2 separate regions of the Homo sapiens genome follow, and region 2 is linked to region 1. A link is an interaction called in ENCODE POLR2A ChIA-PET data of the cell type or tissue named here. Cell type or tissue: B cell. All regions are shown on one strand. Each heading gives the region's core, and the rest is flanking DNA. Links, peaks and the distances in the headings are about the cores only.

The links. ChIA-PET counts read pairs that join two places held together with the same protein. Peaks named below come from ENCODE experiments on the same cell type or tissue, not always from the same donor. Only the 100,000 strongest peaks of a DNase experiment are listed, where the experiment ranks them.
Region 2: POLR2A ChIA-PET joins it to region 1 with 10 read pairs; 29 of 35 experiments call an interaction of 5 or more read pairs at or near these places.

Annotation. Positions count from the first base shown.
Region 1 is chr11:62,857,541-62,870,287 of GRCh38, forward strand. It overlaps a transcript of SLC3A2 not described here. Among named protein-coding and RNA genes, the nearest start is that of SNHG1, 8.0 kb to the left of the region's middle. RefSeq lists enhancers at 1-376, 377-1,350, 1,351-2,325, 3,494-4,398 and a silencer at 9,002-9,160. In B cell, for the core only: a CTCF peak has its summit at 5,271 (motif pointing left); a DNase peak (open chromatin) is centred at 5,271; H3K27ac peaks cover 265 bases.
Region 2 is chr11:62,738,561-62,749,487 of GRCh38, forward strand. TTC9C (tetratricopeptide repeat domain 9C) reads left to right here. Exons shown (of 3, transcript NM_173810.4): 3 at 1-76. Among named protein-coding and RNA genes, the nearest start is that of ZBTB3, 10 kb to the right of the region's middle. In B cell, for the core only: no CTCF peak of the experiment used is centred there; no DNase peak of the experiment used is centred there.

The DNA.
Region 1 (12,747 bases), core at 2,150-10,149:
TTAGCCAGGAGCGGTGGTGCATGCCTGTAGCCCCAGCTGCTTGGGAGGCTAAGGTGGGAGGATTGCTTGAGCCCAGGAGGTTGAGACTGCAAATGAGCTGTGATCAAGCCACTGCACTGCACTCCAGCCTGGATGACTGAGATTGACCCTGTCTCAAAAAAAAAAAAAAAAAAAAAAAAAAAATGTGGGACAGATAAACTGGAAAATCAAGATGGCCCAGAGTAGACAGACAAGGCTGGGGAGGTTGTGTGTGGGAATGGCAGTCGGGAAATGCTTTATAGAGTGTCTGGGCCTGAAAGGGTAGAAAGACTTGGGAGGGGAATTCCAGTTAAAGGAACAACTGGAGCACAAGCTTGGTGCTAGAAAAAGAAGGAAGTGTGTAGCTACAATTCATGAAAGATGGGCAAAAGGGGAGTATTAGAATATAAAACTGGAAAGTATTTCCTGGGGAAAGCCAGATAAGCAGGACCTTGAATGCAAAGCTAAATCATTTGAATTATACATAGAAAAGAAAAAAAAACCGGGGAGAGTTTTTAAGTAGGAAAGTGATAAGACATTGGGGGATAAGATGGAGACAAGGGCATTAATTAGATTGCCATAGTAGTTTAGGCAAGAGGATTCAATGCTAACAAGTATAATGGCAGTGGAAGTGGAAAAGAGGGGATTTAGGTTAGGGGTCTCCAACTCACGTACAGAAATCAGCTAAGTAATGTAGGTAAGTGAAATGAACTGAGTTGGGACTCTGGTGAACTGGGCAGCCCTTTCACAGCTCCAGCTGATTGTTGCCTTGCGACAATATTGTCTCTGTGTGATCAGATAGTCAGTTTTCAAAAGAATCCAGAAGTCCAGAATTGTGTATTTACTCACGTTGAAATGTTGAATTTAAAATTTTTTGGCCGGGCGTGGTGGCTCATGCCTGTAATCCTAGCACCTTGGGAGGCCAAAGTGGGCGGATCACCTGAGGTCAGGAGTTAGAGTGAAGGGGTGGGTTGCCCCTCCACACCTGTGGATGTTTCTCCTAAGGTGGAACGAGAGACTTAGGAAAGAAAAAGACAGAGACAAAGTATAGAGAAAGAAATAAGGGGACCCGGGGAACCAGCGTTCAGCATATGGAGGATCCCGCCAGCCTCTGAGTTCCCTTAGTATTTATTGATCATTCGTGGGTGTTTCTCGAAGAGGGGGTTGTGTCAGGGCCACAAGACAATAGTGGGGAGAGGGTCAGCAGACAAACACGTGAACAAAGGTCTTTGCATCATAGACAAGGTAAAGGATTAAGTGCTGTGCTTTTAGATATGCATACACATAAACATCTCAATGCTTTACAAAGCAGTATTGCTGCCCGCAGATCCCACCTCCAGCCCTAAGGCGGTTTTTCCCTATCTCAGTAGATGGAACGTACAATCGGGTTTTATACCGAGACATTCCATTGCCCAGGGACGGGCAGGAGACAGATGCCTTCCTCTTGTCTCAACTGCAAGAGGCATGCCTTCCTCTTATACTAATCCTCCTCAGCACAGACGCTTTACGGGTGTCGGGCTGGGGGACAGTCAGGTCTTTCCCTTCCCACGAGGCCATATTTCAGACTATCACATGGGGAGAAACCTTGGACAATACCTGGCTTTCCTAGGCAGAGGTCCCTGCGGCCTTCCGCAGTTTTTGTGTCCCTGGGTACTTGAGATTAGGGAGTGGTGATGACTCTTAAGGAGCATGCTGCCTTCAAGCATCTGTTTAACAAAGCACATCTCGCACCGCCCTTAATCCATTGAACCCTGAGTTTGACACAGCACATGTTTCAGAGAGCACGGGGTTGGGGGTAAGGTCACAGAATCTCAAGGCAGAAGAATTTTTCTTAGTACATAACAAAATGGAGTCTCCCATGTCTATTTCTTTCTACACAGACACAGTAACAATCTGATCTCTCTTGCTTTTCCCCACATTAGAGACCAGCATGGCCAACATGGTGAAAACCCTTCTCTACTAAAAATTCAAAAATAAGCCGGGCGTGGTGTGGGTGCGGTGGCAGGCGATTGTAATCCTAGCTACTTAGGAGGCTGAGGCAGGAGAAGTGGTTGAACCCGGGAGGTGGAAGTTGCAGTGAGCCAAGATCACCCCACTGCACTCCAGCCTGGGGGACAAGAGTGAGTCTCAAAAACAAACAAAAAACCAAAATATGCCCGTGGGCCAAAGGTGGCCTTTGATTGTGAGTTTGCAACCTCTTGTGAGTGACATAGAATCTACTAGAAAAGAGGGCATTTTAAAAAAAGTAGGCTGGGTGGAGCGGCTCACGCCTGTAATCCTGAAGGGGGCCAGCCCCTCCACACCTGTGGGTATTTCTCGTCAGGTGGGACGAGAGACTGAGAAAAGAAATAAGACACAGAGACAAAGTATAGAGGAAGAAAAGTGGACCCGGGGACTGGCGCTCAGCATACGGAGGACCCGCACCAGCACTGGTCTCTGAGTTCCCTCAGTATTTATTGATCACTATCTCTACCATCTCAGCCAGAGGGATGTGGCAGGACTATAGGGTAATGGTGGGGAGAGGGTCAGCAGGAAAACATGTGAGCAAAGGACTCTGTGTCATAAATAAGTTTAAGGAAAGGTGCTGTGCCTTGATGTGCACGTAGGCCACATTTATGATTGACTTTACACAAACATCTCAGCGCAGTAAAGAGCAGTATTGGCCGGGCGCGGTGGCTCACGCCTGTAATCCCAGCACTTTGGGAGGCTGAGGTGGGTGGATCACGAGGTCAGGAGTTCGAGACCATCCTGGTTAACATGGTGAAACCCCGTCTCTACTAAAAATACAAAAAAAAAATTAGCCGGGTGTGATGGCGTGCGCCTGTAGTCCCAGCTACTTGGGAGGCTGAGGCAGGAGAATGGTGTGAAACCTGGGCGACAAGGCGAGACTCTGTCTCAAAAAAAAAAAAAAAGCAGTATTGCCGCCAGCATGTCTAACCTCCAGCCATAAGGCGGTTTTCTCCTATCTCAGTAAATAGAATGTACAATCGGGTTTTATACAGAGATATTCCATTCCCAGGGACTAGCAGGAGACAGATGCCTTCCTCTTATCTCAACTGCAAAGAGGCCTTCCTCTTTCACTAATCCTTCTCAGCACAGACCCTTTATGGGTGTCTGGGGGACGGTCAGGTCTTTCCATTCCCATGAGGCCATATCTCAGGCTGTCTCAGTGGAGAGAAACCTTGGACGATACCCAGGCTTTCTTGGGCAGAGGTCCCTGCGGCCTTCCGCAGTGCACTGTGTCCCTGGGTACTCGAGACTGGAGAATGGCGATGACTTTTACCAAGCATACTGCCTGCAAACACATTTTTAACAAAGCACATCCTGCACAGCCCTAAATCCATTAAACCTTGAGTCAATACAGTGCATGTTTCTGCGAGCACAGGGTTGGGGCTAGGGTTACAGATTAACGGTGTTTCAAGGCAGAATAATTTTTCTTAGTACAGATCAAAATGGAGTTTCTTATGTCTTCCTTTTTCCACATAGACACAGTAACAGTGTGATCTCTCTTTCTTTCCCCCACATAATCCCAGCACTTTGGGAGGCCAAGGCAAGCAGACTACTTGAGCCCAGGAGTTTGAGACCAGCCTGGGCAACATATGGAGCCCGTCTCTACAAAAATAAAAATTAGCTGCGTGTGGTGGTGCATGTGTATAGTCCCAGTTCTGGGGGAGGCTGAGGTGGGGAGGATTGCTTGAGCCCAGGAGTTCAAGGCTGCAGTGAGCTTTAATTGTGCAACAAATAGAGGCCCTGTCTCAAAAAAAAAAGAGGGTTTCACTCTTGGTCACTGTAACCTCAAACTCCTGCACACAAGCAATCCTCTGGGCTGAGCTGGGACTACAGGCATGGGCCACCGTGCCCAGCTAATCTATTTTGCTTTTTGAATAGACAGAGGTCTTGCTGTGTTGCCCAGGCTGGTCTCAAACTCCTGGGCTCAAGTGATTCTCCAGCCTTGGCCTCCCAAAGCAATCCCTAGGTAACAGACTCAGTCTGGCTTCCTGGCTCTGGCTTCTTCCCTTCTAGTTCATTCTCCACACTGTAGTCAGAGTGATCTTTACGAATAAAAACTCTGGTCGGTCGGGCACAGTGGCTCATGCCTGTAATTCCAGCACGTTGGGAGGCCTAGGCGTGTGGATCACTTGAGGTTGGGAGTTCGAGACCAGCCTGACCAACATGGAGAAACCCCATCTCTACTAAAAATACAAAATCAGCCAGGCGTGGTGGCATATGCCTGTAATTCGAGCTACTCAGGAGGCTGAGGCAGGAGAGTCGCTTGAGAAAGGCGGAGGATGCGGTGAGCTGAGATCGTGCCACTGCACTCCAGCCTGGCCAACAAGAGCAAAACCTCTCTCAAAAAAAAAAAAAAAAAAAAAAAGTCTGGTCAGGTCCCACTTCAGCTCACAATCAGTTCAGTGCCTCTCCATTGTCTTTAAGCTATAGCCCAAATTGATCAATACAGCCATTAAGAAGTGCTGCTAGGCCAGGCGCGGTGGCTTACCTGTAATCCCAGCACTTTGGGAGGCCAAGGCAGGCGGATTACCTGAGGTCAGGAGTTCAAGACCAGCCTGGGCAACATGGTGAAATCCCGTCTCTACTAAAAATACAAAAATTAGCTGGACATGTTGGAGTGTGCCTGTAATCCCAGCTACTCGGGAGGCTGAGGCATAAGAATTGCTTGAACCTGGGAGGTGGAGGCAACGATGAGCTCATCGCAACGATGAGCTGAGATCACGCCATTGCACTCCAGCCTGGGCGACAGAGTGAGACTCTGTCTCAAAAAAAAAAAAAAAAAAAAAAAAGCCCTGCTTCTAACAGGGCCAATGGCTCACACCTGTAATCCCAGCACTTTGGGAGGCGAAGGTGAGAGGGTCCCTTGAGGCCAGAGGTTTGAGACCAGCCTGGGCAACATAGTAAGATGAAACCCCCATCTCTACAGGAAAAAAGCCCTTCCTCCCTATCGCCACCCCTCCCCCAAGCCTAAACTACCCCTTCTCACCCACAGTCAACTCCCTGGGGTTTGATTTTATCTAGGTAAATCATCCTGCTATCTCTATTGTCTAGCAGAATACAATTCACAAATAGGACTCAATATACATTTATTAGTTACCTCTATAAGTTTTTTTCAGTTTGCCTCTTTATGTTGGGAATGCTGTAAATTTTTAAATGATCTTTTCTCAGCCAATTCATTGACTGTCCTACCTTACCAAATGATTTTGCTCTTAGAGAGGTCTGGAGAGTGTTTGTTCAAGGAGCAACCCTGCCCCCACCTGGCAGCAAGAGGCACTGCCTCAATTAATAGAGGAGAAGGATATGCAAATGACCAGTGCTTGTCAGGGAACTGGCAGAGACGTGACAGTGGAGAAAAGGCTCAAATTCTTTTTGAGATGGGGTCTCATTCTGTCACCCAGGCTGGAGTGCAGTGGCGTGATCTCAGTTCACTGCAACCTCTGCCTCCCAGGTTCAAGCGATTCTCTTGCCTCAGCCTCCTGAGTAGCTGGGATTACAGGCGCTGCAACCACTCCCAGCTGATTTTTATGTTTTTAGTAGAGACGGGGTTTCACCATGTTGGCCAGGCTAGTCTCGAACCCCTGACCTTAAGTGATCAGCCTGGCTTAGCCTCCTAAAGTGCTGGGATTACAGGCGTGAGCCACCACTCTGGGCCTCAATTTCTTTTCTTTTTGAACCAGGATCTCACTCTGTCACCTAGGCTGGAATGCAGTGTGTGATCACGGCTCACTGCAGTGTTGAACTCCTGGGCTCAGAGGATCCTCCCACCTCAGCCTCCTGAGTAACTGGGACTGTAGGCATGTGCCATCACACCCAGCTAATTCTTTAATTTTTTGGAGTGTGACAGTGCCTCACTATGGTGCCTAGGCGGGTCTCCAACTCCTGGGCTCAAGCGACCAAATTGCTGGGAAACAGGCATGAGCCACTATACCTGGCCCAACATAAATAGAATTTCCTGGGTTGTGGAGGAGTGTGACATTGAGGTGGTCTTCCAGGGAAGAGGTGCTTTTACAACTGCAGTGGGTAACATGGGTATCTGGGCTACCTGCTCATGCAATGTACTAATGTTTTCTGGTTCTGCTTTCAGCTTCATCATGAATATACCATTTCCATCTTTATATCTGACTAAAGGGTCTGTCTGACTTTATGACTTGATAGGTCTGACAAGACCCAATTCATAATGGGGCAGTTCTGGATGCTTCATAGTCAAGCTTTCCAGTAACAGCCCTGATGCTGTTTCTCAAAAGGCACCTACTTCCCTGCTTTGGACAGCTTGGCCTTGCTCCAGAATCTCAGGGACTTGCATTGTGCTTTTGCCATAGGAGCTTGCCATAAGTTCTACACTGAATCTTTTTTTCGCTACTGATACTTTGAACCCCCAGGATCTGCTGGATTGCATGGCTTAAGTGTGCATTGCATCCTAGACTTGATGCAGAGCCCTTTCCTGCTCAGAGTTTGAGTCAAAGTTGGCAGCTTAGCCGGTATGTGGGCTGGAGATATATTTCTAAGTCTGGATGTGACAGACACCACACCCGTGCATTCTTTTTGTCTTTAATGGTGGCACTAATCTCTGTCCCTCCCCAGGATGTGATACTGCTTTTGATTTACTATCATAGCTGAAGAGAGGGAGGGGTTTTAGAGATCTCTTTGTCTGTCCCACTATGATAGGTCTTACCTCTTAGGCCAAGGACCCAATGCGATTACTTCAACTCCTAAGTATATCAATCCTGTTAAATACTTGGTTTTTTTTTTTTTTGAGATGGAATGTGCTGGCTTGCAGTGGTGCCATCTGGGCTCACTGCAACTTCCACCTTCCGAGTTCAAGCAATTCTTGGTCCTCAGCCTCCCAAGCAGCTGAGGCTATAGGCGCGCACCAGCACGCCTGGCTAATTATTTTTTTTATTTTTATTTTTATTTTTGAGACGGAGTCTCGCTCTGTCGCCCAGGCTGGAGTGCAGTGGCGCGATCTCGGCTCACTGCAAGCTCCACCTCCCGGGTTCACGCCATTCTCCTGCCTCAGCCTTGCGAGTAGCTGGGATTACAGGCGCCCACCACCAAGTCTGGCTAATTTTTTGTATTTTTAGTAGAGACGGGGTTTCACTGTGTTAGCCAGGATGGTGTCGACCTCCTGACCTCGTGATCCGCCCGCCTCGGCCTCCCAAAGTGCTGGGATTACAGGTGTGAGCCACCACGCCCGGCCGCTAATTTTTTTTTTTGTTTTGAGACAGAGTCCCACTCTGTCGCCTAGGCTGGAGTGCAGTGGTGCAATCTCGGCTCACTGCAACCTCCACCTCCTGGGTTCAAGCAATTCTCCTGCCTCAGCCTCCCATGCCCAGTCCCCGTTTAAACACTTGGAACTGAGGAAATATCTAGTGATGGGTCCATGGACAAGCAGACTTACTATGAGCTAGTAAGTTTTGGCTAGGACTTCAGTTACTGCCTGACACCTGTAAGTCCCCACTGTAATGTGGGAATCATGATGAAGCTTTGGGTTTCCAGGTCTCAATGTCAGCTCAGATCTTGTGCCCAAAATCCTCAAAGTGTTTAGGCATTTCCCTTTACCCAGTGTACCGTTATCTGAGTAAGTGATATGTTGACATTCTCCCTTTTAGGAGGAACTGGCAGAACCGTTACAGTTTTAGCATCCTTTCGTAGGGATTTGTGTACCTCTTCAGTAATTGAGTTTTGGATGTGAAAGTTGTTTCAGCCAGGTGCGGTGGCTCATGCCTGTAATCCCAGCACTTTGGGAGGCTAAGGCAGTCAGATCACTTGAGGTCAGGAGTTTGAGACCAGCCTGGCCAATGTGGCGAAACCCCATCTCTACTAAAAATACAAAAATTAGCTGGGCATGGTGGCGTGTGCCCGTAATCCCAGCTACTAGGGAGGCTGAGGCAGGAGAGTCCCTTGAACCCTGGAGGTGGAGGATGTTGCAGTGAGCCTAGATTGCACCACTGCACTCCAGCCTGGGCAACAGAGCAAGACTCTGTCTCCCCCACAAAAAAAAAAAAAAAAAAAAAAGTTGGCTTAGATCCAGGAGCTGAATCAAGGATTTTGCCTGTTTATTGTGGTGATTGCCCTTAGCTGCCTCTTCCTCCTCTATTCTTGCCTTTTTCTGTTTGTAGATGCTTAGTAGCATCCTTTTTGGCTATCCGCATATTTTTCCCCTAAGGATGCCATGCTCTATTGTATCCACAACTCTGTGAATCAAACGCCTCATGGCTACCCCTGCAACATTGACAGTTTTATGGTAGTTGCATATTTCTGGCTTTTGGCAGCTAAGCAATGCTACCCAGCCTCTGTTACGTGTTGGGAGATACTTCCCCGTATATCTTGAGTAGCTCAGCTCTGACTGCTTCTCCTGTCATCAGCTGTGGACTGCTCAGAAGCCACCACTGAATTTCTAAGTGATGCTGATGTCCACCGATGTCACCAGTATATTCTTGATGGTCTTGTAAATGTGTCCTTCGGGTCCTTTCTTGGAACACCATTCTCTGGTCTCACATAGTACAGTATAGTACGTATATCTATTCCAGCATGCCCACTTTTTTCAGCCACTTTTTTTTTTTTTTTGGATGGAGTTTTGCTCTTGTCGCCCAGGCTGGAGTGCAATGGTACGATCTTGGCTCATTGCAACCTCTGCCTCCTGGGTTCAAGAGATTCTTCTGCCTCGGCCTCCCAAGTAGCTGGGATTACAGGTGCCTGCCGCCATCCCCAGCTAATTTTTGTATTTTTAGTAGAGACGGGGTTTCACCATGTTGGCCATGCTGGTCTTGAACTCCTGACCTCAGGTGATCCATCCTGATGGGAATGTTAATTGTGGTAGTTTCTTTGCTTTTTTTTGGCAGGTGGGGGGGTGGTCTCACTCTATTGCCCAGGCTGGAGTGCAGTGGCACGATCTTGGCTCACTGTAAACTCTATCTCCTGGGTCCAAGCTACTCTCGTGCCTCAGCCTCCCAAGTAGCTGGGATTACAGGTGTGTGCCACCAAACCTGGCTAATTTTTGTATTTTTAATAGAGATGGGCCTTCACCATGTTGGCCAGGTTGATTGCAAGCTCCTGACCTCAGGTGATCCGCCCTCCGCAGCCTCCCAAAGTGCTGAGATTACAAGGTGAGCCACCGCATCTGGCCCTGCTTTTTTGGTCTGTGAGCCAGAATAGTATCTGTTCTTATCCTCTAACATCTCATCAGTTCTGTACTTGAGGATACTTTATCAGATAGATTTTTGGAACAGGGAGATTGAATAAAAACTTAAACTTGCTCATCCTTTTTACAAGTCAATATAGTATTGCATTACCTCCATGAATGCTGTGGTTCTACCTTTTGGGGCAGATGTCAGTTAAAATTCAGACTGTCACATTCCACCGTATCTTTTGGTTTCTGGAAAAAACTTTAAGGTGAATCTGCTATTTCTTTTTTCTTCTTTTTCTTTTTCTTTCTGTTTTTTTGAGATGGAGTTTCTTGTTGTGCAGGCTGGAGTGCGATGGACTGATCTCGGCTCGCCGCAACCTCCGCCTCCCAGGTTCAAGTGATTCTCCTGCCTCAGCCTCCTGAGTAGCTGGGATTACAGGCATGCGCTACCACGCCCAGCTAATTTTTTGTATTTTTAGTAGAGATGGGGTTTCTCCATGTTGGTCAGGCTGATCTTGAACTCCTGACCTCAGGTGTTGCGCCCACCTCGGCCTCCCAAAGTGCTGGGATTACAGGTGTGAGCCACCGTGCCTGGCCTATTTCCCTTTATTCTTTCTCTTTTCTTTTCTTTTTTTTTTTTTTTTTTTTTTGATACAGAGTCTCGCTCTGTCTCCAGGCTGGAGTGCAGTGGCCCGACCTTGGCTCACTGCACTCTCCGCCTCCCGGGTTCAAGCTATTCTCCTGCTTCAGCCTCCCGAGTAGCTGGGATTACAGGCGTGCACCATCACACCCAGCTAATTTTTGTGTTTTTAGTAGAGACGTGGTTTCACCATGTTGGCCAGGATGGTCTCGATCCCCTGACCTTTTGATCTGCCTATCTCTGCCTCCCAAACTGCTGGGATTACAGGCGTGAGCCACCGTGCCCGGCTGCTTCCCTCTTTCTTTAAATTTAATTTAATTTTTAAAATTAAGATGTTTATCTCACTATGTTGCCCAGGCTGGTCTCAAACTCTTGGCCACAAACAATCCTCCCACCTCAGCCTTTCAAAGTGCTGGGATTATAGGCATGAGCCACCATGCCTGACCCCTTTTTTCTTTAACATTATGTTTTTGACACATTTTTGCCTATCTTTTATGTCCTGGTTCTTTCAAATTTAGTCATTTCTAGTATTCTAGTTAGAAATTTTCTACAAATTATTTTACAAATGTTCTACAAATTATTTTTCAAAAAAAATTTTTTTTTTTTGAGACAGTCTCACTCTTGTCGCCCAGGCTGGAGTGCAATAGCATGATCTTGGCTCACTGCAACCTCTTCCACCCAGGTTCAAGTGATTCTCCTGCCTCAGCCTCCTGAGTAGCTGCGATTACAGCCTCCTGCCACCATGCCCAGCTAATTTTTGTATTTTTAGTAGAGACGGGGTTTCACAGTGTGGTCCAGGCTGGTCTCAAACTCCTGACTTCAGGTGATCTGCCTGCCTTGGCCTCCCAAAGTGCTAGGATTACAGGTGTGAGCCACCACGCCTGGCCTATTTTTCAAATTTCCAAATTTTTACTACTATAACCAGTGCTGCAGTGAAATCTTTTATATATTGTTTTGTGTACATGTGTGAGAGTTTCTCTAGGGTATGAATCTAGCTAGGACTGTTGGTGGGTAAAAGGGTATTTTCATTCTTTTTTTTTTTTTTTTTTGAGATGGAGTCTCACTCTCTTGCCCAGGCTGGAGTGCAGTGGCACGATCTCCACTCACTGCAACCTCTGCCTCCTGGGTTCACGCCATTCTCCTGCCTCAGCCTCCTGAGTAGCTGGGACTACAGGCGCCCGCCACCACGCCTGGCTAATTTTTTGTATTTTTAGTGGAGACGGGGTTTCACCATGTTAGCCAGGATGGTGTTGATCTCCTCACCTCGTGATCTGCCCGCCTCGGCCTCCCAAAGTGCTGGGATTACAGGCGTGAGCCACCGTGCCCGGCCAAGGGTATTTTCATTCTATAGGCGGTTGCAAATTGCTCTCCTAGAACGGATGTACCAACTAATGTTGCCACTTATGCAATTTGTATCCTCCTAATCACTTGGTTTAGTCAGATGTTTTCATATTGCCAATCTGACGGACATGAAATTCTATTTTCTTGCCATTTTAATTTGCACTTTCCAGATTACTAATGAGGTTTTGTAATCTTTACCATTCTTTTGTATATCTAATTTTGTGAATTGGCTTTTTTGTTTTTGAGACGGTCTCATTCTGTCGCCCAGGCTGGAGTGCAGTGGTGTGATTTCAGTTCACTGCAACTTCTGCCTCCCGTGTTCAAGTGATTCTCCCACCTCAGCCTCCCGAATAGCTGGGACGACAGGCTTGCACCACCACGCCCCGCTAATTTTTGTATTTTTAGTAGAGACAGGGTTTCACCATGTTGGCCAGGCTGGTCTTGAACTCCTGACCTCAAGTGATCCACCCACCTTGGCCTCCCAAAGTGCTGGGATTACAGGTGTGAGACACCACGCCTGGCCTGAATTGGCTATTTCTATTATGTGATTAGAATAGAATTTCTATTTGGTGGGTGCCGTGGCTTACATCTGTAATCCCTGCACTTTGGGAGGCCGAGATGGGCGGATCACAAGGTCAGGAGATCGAGACCATCCTGGCTAATACGGTGAAACCCTGTCTCTACTAAAAATACAAAAAATTAGCCAGGCGTGGTGGCGGGCGCCTGTAGTCCCAGCTACTCTGGAGGCTGAGGCAGGAGAATGGCATGAACCCAGGAGGCGGAGGTTGCAGTGAGGCGAGATTGCACCACTGCACTCCAGCCTGGGTGATAGAGCGAGACTCCATCTCAAAAAAAAAAAAAAAAAAAAAAAGAATAGAATTTCTATTTGGTGATTTTTTTTCTTGATGATTATTGGTTTTTTTCGTACTGGTTTTTAGTGATAATTTATATGTTTCATCTACTTTGTTAGCTATATTAGTTTCAGATAGTATGTCTTCTATTTGTGGCTTGTCTTTTCAGTTTGTTATGGCAAATTGTGATGCATAATTTTTTCTCTTTTAATGTTGCACAATTTATTTGTCTTTTTCTTCATGATTTATTCTTTTGTGTATTTTTTTTTTTTTTGAGTTGGAGTCTTGCTCTGTCGCCCAGGTTGGAGTGCAGTGGCGCGATCTCGGCTCATTGCAACCTCTGCCTCCCGGGTTCAAGCTATTCTCCTGCCTCAGCCTCTTGAGTAGCTGAGATTACAGGTGCCTGCCACCACGCCCAGCTAATTTTTGTATTTTTAGTAGAGACGGGGTTTCCCCATGTTGGCTAGGCTGCTCTCTGGCCAGGCTTGTCTCGAACTCCTGACCTTGTGATCTGCCCGCCCTGGTCTCCCAAAGTGCTGGGATTACAGACGTGAGCCACCGCACCTGGCCTCTTTTGTTTCTTCTTTAAAACTCTTTTCTTATCCTGAGGTCAGAAAGATATTCTTATTTTTTTCTGAAATTTTATTTATTTACTTATTTATTTATTTTTTTTTGAGACAGAGTCTCACTTTGTTGCCAGCCTGGAGTGCAGTGGCGTGATCTCGGCTCACTGCAACCTCTGCCTCCCAGGTTCAAGCTAT
Region 2 (10,927 bases), core at 1-8,000, 120 kb before region 1:
TCTGTTTATTTCTATACCTTTCAATACATGTTATTGTTGCAGATATTTGGCTTGAGAAATATAATCAGAAAACATACATCAGTTGTGGGTGGAATTAATCATATCTCTGGTATAGATTTTTCATGACAGTGTTGTTAGATGTACTTATATACAGAGGCGACAGCTTGCAGAGGACGACATAGTAAGGATAGGCAGAAAGAATTGTCTTCCTTTATTTTTTCAGAAGCCCAAACCAAAGTGGGAAATATGGCCGGGCGCTCTAGCTCATGCCTGTAATCCCAGCACATTGGGAGGCTGAGGCCAGCGGATCACCTGAGGTCAGGAGTTCAAGACCAGCCTGACCAACAGGGTAAAACCCTGTCTCTACTAAAAATACAAAAATTAGCCTGGCAAGATGACACACGCCTGTGGTCTCAGGTACTGGAAACTAGACAATTATAAATGAGCCAGGCTGGGCATGGTGGCTCACGCCTGTAATCCCAGCACTTTGGAAGGCAGAGGTAGACAGATAGATAGCTTGAGTCCAGGAGTTCAAGACCAGCCTGGGGAACACAGTGAAACCCTGTCTCTATAAAAGATGCAAAGATGGCCGGGCACGGTGGGTCAGGCCTGTAATCCCAGCACTTTGGGAGGCCGAGGCAGGTAGATCATGAGGTCAGGAGATTGAGACCATCCTGGCTAACACAGTGAAACCCCGTCTCTACTAAAAATACAAAAAATTAGCCGGGCGTGGTGGTGGGCGCCTGTAGTCCCAGCTACTCGGGAGGCTGAGGCAGGAGAATGGCATGAACCCGGGAGGTGGAGCTTGCAGTGAGCAGAGATCACGCCACTGCACTCCAGCCTGGGCAACAGAGCGAGACTCCGTCTCAAAAAAAAAAAAAAATGCAAAGATTAGCTGGGCCAGGTGTTCACCTGTAGTCCCAGCTATTCTGGAGGCTAAGGTGGGAGGATTGCTTGAATCTGGAGGGCAGCGGTTGCAGTGAGCCAAGATCCTGACACAGCACTCCAGCCTGGGTGACAGAGTGACGTGTCTCAATAAATAAATAAGCCCAAATATACTAAAGTAACTTTTTGTTTTTTGAGACAGAGTCTCACTCTGTTGCCCAGTCTGGAGTGCAGTGGTGCCATCTTGGCTCACTGCAACCTCTGCCTCCCAGGTTCAAGTGATTCTCGTGTCTGAGCCACCCAAGCAGCTGGGATTACAGGCATGTGCCACCACGCCCGGCTAATTTTTTTGTATTTCCTTTTTAGTAGAGACATGGTTTTGCCATGTTGGCCAGGGTGCTCTTGAACTCCTGGCCTCAAGTGATCCACCCACTCGGGCTCCCAAAGTGCTGGGATTACAGGTGTGAGCCACTATGCCTGGCCAAAAGTAACCATTTTGTTTAATTTTTTCTTTTTCTTTTAATTTTAAGTTCCAGGATCCATGTGCAGGATATGCAGGTTTGTTACATAGGGAAACGTGTGCCTCGGTGGTTTGCTGCACCTATCAACACATCACCTCGGTATTAAGTCCAGCATGTATTAGCTATTTTTCCTCATGTTCTCCCACCCCCCGCCACAGCCCCTGTTAAATTAATTTCTTATTCTCCTTAATATTCCATACACATTCAGATTCCTTCTCCCCTACAAAAATATTTGCTATTTTGTCCTTGCTATTTCTCATACTTAGATCATTCATACACTATATTTATTTTTTCATTAAACTATTTTAAAACCTTTGGAGTAAAGCATTTAAGTATTTATTTAATAAACCCTTCAGACCTCATGCTAAAGAAAACACCTAAGTGAACATTTTAAATTTTAATAGGTGCTTATCTATAGTATCCTCATTTCTCTTAAAAAAAAAAAAAAAAAAAAAAAAAAAAAAAAAGACCATCCTGGCTAACACGGTGAAACTCCGTCTCTACTAAAAATACAAAAAAAAAAAATTAGCTGGGCTTGGTAGCGTGTGCCTGTAGTCCCAGCTACTCGGGAGGCTGAGGCAGGAGAATGGCGTGAACTCAGGAGGTGGAGCTTGCAGTGAGCCGAGATCACGCCACTGCACTCCAGCCTGGGTGACAGAGAGAGACTCCATCTCAAAAAAAAGAAAAGATTATCACATCTTCTAAAAACATACATACTAGCCGGGTACGGTGGCTCATGCCTGTAATCCCAACACATTGGGAGTCTGAGGCGGGTGGATCACTTGAGGTCCGGAGTTCAAGACCAGCCTGGCCAACATGGCGAAACCCCATCTCTACTAAACTGCTGGGGAGGCTGAGGCGGGAGGATCACTTGAACCTAGAAGCCGGAGGTTGCGGTGATCTGAGATTGCGCCACTGCACTCCAGCCTGCGGCAGTGAGACTGTCTCAAAAAAAAAAAAAAGAAACATACATAATAGAGCAGAATAAAAACAAACCTGTCCTTTACCTGTCATCTCATATTTTGCAAGGGCTGAGGTCCTCACAGAGAAGAGAAATAGGCTGGGCGCTGTGGCTCATGCTTGTAATCCCAGCACTTTGGGAGGCTGGATCACCTGAGGTCAGGAGTTTGAGACCAGCCTGGTCAACATGGTGAAACCCCATCTCTACTAAAAATAGAAAAAAATAACCAGGTGTGGTGGTGTGCACTCTGTAACCCCAGCTACTCAGGAGGCTGAGACAGGAGAATCGCTTGAAACGCAGGAGGCGGAGGTTGCAGTAAGCAGAGATTGCATGCCACTGCACTCCAGCCTGGGCAACAAGAGTGAAACTCCATCTCAAAAAACAAAACAAAAAAAAAATGAGGAAGGGCATTTCTTGCTTAGTGCCTTTTAAACACCTGATAGAACTCTCTGGAAGCTGTGTTGGACATGGGTGCAAGTTGCAGTATGGTGCAGTCCTGGCTCAGTAGGAGGTTCCATCAACCAGGAGCCCCTTTGTTATTCTGTTTCTGTTTTTTCATGGTGGATAATGTCTATGATGTTGTGGGTACTACATAGGTGAGACTATATAGCACAGCCTCTACCTTTATAAGTGGTGGCAATAAGCATGTGATTAACTGTCATACAACCACAGAGCAAACAGATTTCAGGGAAAAAAAAACACACTTTAGTCCTTTATCAATAACGCCCCCTTTCTCAATGGGCTAGACTCCTCTTTGTTCTTCCCTATACCTTTAAAGAATACAACTATCAGCTTACAAGAAAAACTTTTCCTAAGTCCAAGGACAGGAGAGGCGCAGTGGCTCACCCCTGCAATTCCAGCAATTTGGGAGGCCAAGGTGGGTGGATCACCTGAGGTCAGGAGTTCGAGACCAGCCTGACTGACATAATGAAACCCCATCGCTACTAAAAAAAATACAAAATTAGCCAGGTGTAGTGGCACGTGCCTGTAATCCCAGCTACTCAGGAGGCTGAGGCAGGAGAATTGTTTGAGCCCAGGAGGTGGAGGATGCAGTGAGCCAAGGTCATGCCATTACACGCCAGCCTGGTCAACCAGAGCAAAACCGTCTCAATCAATCAATCAATCAATCAAGTCCAAGGACAGAACAAACAAAAGTAAAATACCTTATTCCTCTTCTAAGCTTCTTAAATTGCTAGGCCTTGGTTTATTGACAAAATATTGTCATGATTGCATGTTTTATTTGCTTTACAATGGTTTCGTGGTCTTATTTTATTTCAAACACTTGATGTTATAGTAAGCTATCTTCTGCATCAATGAGGAAAAAATAAAACTGATATTTAAAAATGCATTTTAGAAATTTGGTGCAGTGGCCAGGCGCGGTGGCTCACGCCTGTAATCCCAGCACTTTGGGAGGCTGAGGCGGGTGGATCACAAGGTCAGGAGATCGAGACCATCCTAGCTAACACAGTGAAACCCCATCTCTGCTAAAAATACAAAAAATTAGCCGGGCGTGGTGGCGGGCACCTGTAGTCCCAGCTACTCGGGAGGCTGAGGCAGGAGAATGGCATGAACCCGGGAGGCAGAGCTTGCAGTGAGCCGAGATTGCGCCACTGCACTCCAGCCTGGGCGACATAGCAAGACTCTGTCTCAAAAAAAAAAAAAAAATTGTTGCACTAATCCTTTTATTAGCGCTGCTAAGAGATAGCACAGGGTCAGGCTTACATTTGTGTTTTATTGAGAAGCCCAGCTCCTAATGGAAATCTTAATGAACAGGGAAATGACAAAGGCAGTCTGATGCAGGTCTTGAGGACGTCCTCAAGGTCCTGAGGGAACCAGCCAGAGAGTGCCTCAACCTCTGTATTCAGAAGTTTGTGGAAGGAGAGGCTGCGCACTTTATCAGTCCTTGTTTCCACAGAGGATTTGAATATTTTGAATGAAGAAAAAGCATTCATGGTGAATGTGAAGGATTATATACCTTGGCACATGAGGGACACTGTTTCCCAAACTCATACCCACCACCTTCACAATGTTGCCAAAACCACTCACTACCTGTACTAATATATATGGATGTGTGTAGAAATATATGTGTGTGTGTATATATATATATATAGACAGTCTGGCTCTGCTGCCCAGGCTGCAGTGCAGTGGCACAATCTTGGCTCACTGCAACTTCCACATCCCAGGTTCAAGCAATTCTGCCTCAGCCTTCCAAGTAGCATGCACCACCATGCCTGGCTAAATTCTTTTTGTATTTTTAGTAGATACGGGGTTTCACCATGTTGGTCAGGCTGGTTTCAAACTCCTGACTTCAGGTGATCCACCCACCTCGGCCTCCTAAAGTTCTGGGATTATAGGCGTGAGCCATGGAGCCCAGTGTATTTTTTTTTTTTTTTTTTTTTTTGAGACGGAGTCTCACTCTGTTGCCAGGCTAGAGTGCAGTGGTGCGATCTCGGCTCATTGCAACCTCTGCCTCCTGGGTTCAAGCGATTCTGCTGTGTCAGCCTCCCAAGTAGCTGGGACTACAGGCACCCACCACCATGTCCAGCTAATTTTTGTCTTTAGTAGAGAAGGGGTTTCACCATCTTGGCCAGGATGGTCTGGATCTCTTGACCTCATGATCTGCCCACCTCAGCCTCCCAAAGTGCCAGGATTACAGGCATGAGCCACCACCCCCGGCCTATTTTTTTTTTTTTTTTTTTTTTTTAGAGACAGGGTCTTGCTCTGTAGCCCAGACTGGAGTGCAGTGGTGTGATCATAGCCTTGAACTCCTGGGCTCAAGGGATCCTCCTGCATCAACCTCTTGAGTAGCTGGGATTACAGCTTGAAGCACCTTGCCTGGCCCTAAATAAATATTTTTAAAGGAACCTTTGGACAGAGGAATATGTTAAATGAAACTACGGGGATGTAAGCAGCAAACTCCAGACCCTCAACCCGTAAAACAACCCCAGCTTCTTCAACAAATAAATTGCAAGGAAAAAGGGAAGGGAAACCTAGTAAAACTTAAGGCCAGGTTCAGTGGCGCACGCCAATGATCCTAGAACTTTGGGAGGCTGAAGGGGACAGATCTTTTGAGCCCAGGAGTTTGAGACCAATGTGGGCAACATGGCAAAACCCTCTGTCTACAAAAGATAGAAAAATTAGCTGCCACTAGGGTGCATGCCTGTAATCCCAGATATTCAAGAGGCTAAGGTGGGAGGATCACTTGAGCCCAAAAGGTTGAGGTTGCAGTGAGCTAAAATTGTGCCACTGCACTGAAGCCTGGGCAACAGAGTGAGACCCTGTCTCAAAAAGAAAAAGACAGTTAAGAGACATCAATCAAATAAATGCATGACACTACTTTGGATTCTAATTGGATTCTCATTGGGAAAAAGAGAAACTTGAGTAAGAATTATTGTCAGGGCCGGGTGCGGTGGCTCACACCTGTAATCCCAGCACTTTGGGAGGCCCAGGCGGGCGGATCACAAGGTCAGGAGATGGAGACCACGGTGAAACCCCGTCTGTACTAAAAATACACACAAAAAAATTAGCCGGGCGTGGTGGCGGGGCGCCTGTAGTCCCAGCTACTTGGGAGGCTGAGGCAGGAGAATGGCTTGAACCCGGGAGGCAGAGCTTGCAGTGAGCCGAGATCGCGCCACTGCACTCCAGCCTGGGTGACAGAGCGAGACTCCATCTCAAAAAATAAATAAATAAATAAATAATTGTCGGAGCCAGGGGTGGTGGCTCATGCCTGTAATCCCAGCACTTTGGGAGGCTGAGGCGGGCGGATTCCAAGGTCAAGAGATCGAGACCATCCTGGCTAACACGGTGTAACCCTGACTGTACTGAAAATACAGAATTAGCGGGATGTGTTGGCGGACGCCTGTAATTCCAGCTACTCGGGAGACTGAGGCAGGAGAATCGCTTGAACCCGGGAGGTGGAGGTTGCGGTGAGCCGAGATGGCGCAACTGCACTCCAGCCTGGGCAAGAGCAAAACTCTTATCTAAAAAAAAAAAAAAAAGGCCGGGTGCGTTGGCTTACGCCTGTAATCCCAACACTTTGGGAGGCCGAGGCGGGTGGATCACGAGGTCAGAAGATCCAGACCATCCTGGCTAACACAGTGAAACACCGTCTCTACTAAAAATAGAAAAAAAATGAGCTAGGCGTGGTGGCGGGCGCCTGTAGTCCCAGCTACTTGGGAGGCTGAGGCAGGAGAATGGTGTGAGCCCGGGAGGCAGAGCTTGCAGTGAGCCGAGATCACACCACTGCACTCCAGCCTGGGCGACCGAGCAAGACTCTGTCTCAAAAAAAAAAAAAAAAAAAGAATTATTGTCAGTTTTCTTGAGTGTGATAATAGTATTTAGTCTGCTGAAATTGCTTGCTGATGAAATTGTACAGGGCACTGTACAGCACTTCATATCACTTGACCCAATACACAAAAAAACTCAGGAGTCTGAAGTGGGAGAATCACTTGAGCCTAGGAGTTCAAGAGCACCCTGGGCAACATAGACCCCATCTCGAAAAACTAAAATAAGTGGCCGGGTGCGGTGGCTCACGCCTGTAATCCCAGCACTTTGGGAGGCCAAGGCGGGCAGATCACGAGATCAGGAGATCGAGACCATCCTGGCTAACACGGTGAAACCCCGTCTCTACAAAAAATACAAAAAATTAGTCAGGCGTGGTGGCACACGCCTGTAATCCCAGCTACTCGGGAAGCTGAGGCAGGAGAATGGCGTGAACTCAGGAGGCGGAGCTTACAGTGAGCCGAGATCACGCCCCTGCACTCCAGCCTGGGCTACGGAGCTAGACTCCGTCTCAAAAAAAAAAAAAAAAAGAAAAGAAAAAAGAAAACTAAGTCAGTTTATAGCTCACAAGCACACATTTTCAGTATGAAACTTAATAGGCTGGGGCCTGGTCCATACTCCTATAAAGGGAGACAGATTTTGGCTCAGTCTAAGGAAATCCAACAACTAGGACACCAACAATAGGTTTCCTTTGGGAAAGAGTTTTTTGGGTTTTTTTTTTTTTTTTTTGAGACAGAGTCTCGCTCTGTCGCCCAGACTGGAGTGCAGTGGCGTGATCTCGGCTCACTGCAAGCTCCGCCTCCCAGGTTCACTCCATTCTCCTGCCTCAGCCTCCTGAGTAGCTGGGACTACAGGCTCCCGCCACCACGCCTGGCTAACTTTTTGCATTTTTAGTAGAGACGGGGTTTCACCGTGTTAGCCAGGATTGTCTCGATCTCCTGACCTTGTGATCCGCCTGCCTCGGCCTCCCAAAGTGCTGGGATTACAGGCGTGAGCCACCACGCCAGGCCGAGGTTTTTTTTTTTTTTTTTGAGACAGAGTCTCGCTCTGTAGCCCAGGCTTGAGTACAGTGGCACGATCTCAGCTCACTGCAACCTCCGCCTCGCAGGTTCAAGCGATTCTCCTGCCCCAGCCTCCTGAGTAGCTAGGATTACAGGTGCCCGCCAGCACTCCCGGCTAATTTTTGTATTTTTAGTAGAGATGAGGTTTCACCATCTTGGCCAGGCTGGTCTTGAACTCCTGACCTTGTGATCCACCAGACTGAGCCTCCCAAAGTGCTGGGATTACAGGTGTGAGCCACCGTGCCTGGCCTGGTTGTTTTTTTTTTGTTTGTTTTTTGTTTTTTGAGATGGAGTCTCGCTCTGTTCCCCAGGCTGGAATGCAGTGGTGTGATCTTGGCTTGCTACAACCTCTGCCTCCCAGGTTCAAGCAATTCTCCTGGCTTGGCCGCCAAGCAATTAGCTGGGACCACAGGTGTGTGCACACTGACATGCCTGCCTAATTTTTGTATTTTTAGTAGAGACAGGGTTTCACCATCTTGGCCAGGCTGGTCTTGAACTCCTGACCTCCCAATAATCTGTCCACCTCGGCCTCCCAGAGTGCTGGAATTCTAGGTGTGAGGTGCCATTCCCGGCCTCAAGTGGAGGTTTGATAACAACTGGCAAAAGGAGGATTCAGTGTTAGACTAGAAATTAGATGAGCTGATCCCCAGGAGCCTATGGTTCCTTGAATCCCTGAATGGGAGCATTAAGACCAGTGGAAATGAGAAAGAATTATTGATCACATCTCTACAAATGGGCATAAACTGTTCCTACCATTCAGTAGATAAACTGAGGCCACAGGCTGGGTATGGTGGCTTATTCCTGTAATCCCAGCCACCGCTGCACTCCAGCCTGGGTGACAGAGGGAGACTCTGTCTAAAAAAAAAATCAAACTAAAAAAAAAATAATAAATAAAATGAGGCTGGGTGCGGTGGTTCACACCTATAATGCCAGCACTTTGGGAGGCCGAGGCGGGGCGGATCTGAGGTCGGGAGTTCCAGACCAGCCTGACCAACATGGAGAAACCCCGTCTCTACTAAAAATACAAAAAAAATTAACCAGGCGTGGTGGCGCAGCCTGTAATTCCAGCTACTAGGGAGGCTGAGGCAGGAGAATCGCTTGAACCCAGGAGGCGGAGGTTGCAGTGAGCCGAGATTGCACTGAGCCAAGATCATGCCATTGTACTCTGGCCTGGGCAACAAGAGTGAAATTCCGTCAAAAAATAGTAATAATAACGAGGCCACAGTGGCTGTAACTGTGATAGCTACTGCTTTACATATCTTGCAGGCTGGGCATGATGGCTCATGCCTGAAATCCCAGCACTTTGGGAGGCCAAGGCAGGTGGATCGCTTGAGCCCAGGAGTTTGAGACCAGCCTGAGCAACAGCGCGAAACGTCATCTCCACAAAAGATACAAAAATTAGCCATGCGTGATAGTGCATGCCTGTAGTTCCAGCTGCTTGGGAGCTAGAGGGGTTGAGGCTGCAGTGAGTCGTGATAGTGCCACTGCACTCCAGCCTCGGAAACAGAGAGACCTTGTCTCAAAATAAATAAATAAATTAATTAATTAAAATATTGCAAATTCCTGACTGCCACCTGCAAGAAAACATGCCCTTTATGCTGGATATTGAAAGCAAATGCTTGCTTCTCAGGAGAATCTCACCAGGAACAGAACCTCTTTAGCTAAGTAGTACATGTGACCACAGTCTGATCAATACAATGGTTCCTGTGTTCCCCAGACTGTCTGGAGAGATCATCTACATCAAAATTGTCTACACATATAGACCATTTATTATGCCTTGATTTTAAGAACTGATGTTCTGAGACAACCAGGTTTTTTTTTTTCTGTTTTGTGTTTCTGTTGAAATTGAGATATTCAGACCGTAAAATCCACCCTTTTAAGGGCAACTGATTCATAAAGGCATTTTGATTTGATATTTACTCTAGGGAAGACTTTTGAAAAGGTGTTCTACCCAGCTAGAATAGCTTTTATTGTATTTATTTATATCTTGCCTTGTTTCATCAAGGAATTAAAGCAGTAACGTACTTGCATAAATAAAATTAGGAGCCATTTGAAAGATAAGCTAGAAGTTTATTTCAACACAAAGAATGTGAAAGAATGTAGAATTCATTCAGCAGAAAAATGTTAACCATCTTTTGCTTCCCATATGTCCTAGTTAAGGAGCTTTCTTTAGCCACATGGCTGCTCACCTTTCCTTCCTGTAACTCAAAAATAGTCACTTGCTGGTAAGGGTTCACAGTGCTGAATATGACACAGACTCAAAAAGAGAGAAGAATATTTACTTGTCATTTTCCCCCTTTTCTTTTTTTCTTTTTTGAGATGGAGTCTCGCACTGTCACCCAGGGTTGGAGTGCAATGGCGTGATCTCGGCTCACTGCAACCTCCGCCTCCCGGGTTCAAGCAATTCTCCTGCCTCAGCCTCCCGAGTAGCTGGGATTACAGACGCCTGCCACCACGCCCAGCTAATTTTTTGTATTTTTAGTAGAGATGGGGTTTCACTATGTTGGCCAGCCTGGTCTCCAACTCCTGACCTTGTGATCCGCCCGCCTCGGCCTCCCAAAGTGCTGGGATTACAGGCGTGAGCCACCGCGACCAGCGTATTTCTGTTTTCCTTCCTGCTTTATTTGCACTCATGTCCTTACGTACCAAGAAAAAGTTTGTAGGCAAACCTTTAGGCCCTCCTACAGCACAGGCGGGGCCAGACTCCTCACACATTCCCAGAGCTCTTTTTTGCCCCCATCCCATGATGGCACCCCAAACTCCCATTTCTTTGCTATCTCCACTGTCAGTAACCACCTGCGTGACCTTAGGTGAGTAACCTAAACCTCCCTAGACTGTTGTCGTCACACTTTTCAAGTGAGGGAGTTGGACTACATGAACTGTAAGATCCTCTCATCCTGAGTTTCTCGCTTTAGGTTTTGCAAGTACCCATCATTGCCACAGCACCTCAGACCCTCAACCTCCCACCACTAATCAGCCACTATGGGCCTTAGTGTTTCCTGCCTTCCAGTTTCTCATCTTCAAAGAAGTCAATTCATATCTACAACTTGAGGCAAAAATTTCAGATCATCAATACAGTACCTGTTCTATCAACAAAAGGTCTTTCAGTGGGGAAAGCAGAGGTAACAAGGCAACAAAGCCAAATACACAAAAGGACAGAAAAAGAAAACAACTTACAGTTCTTGGTTAACTAAGTTCAACTTTTCATTATTATTTTA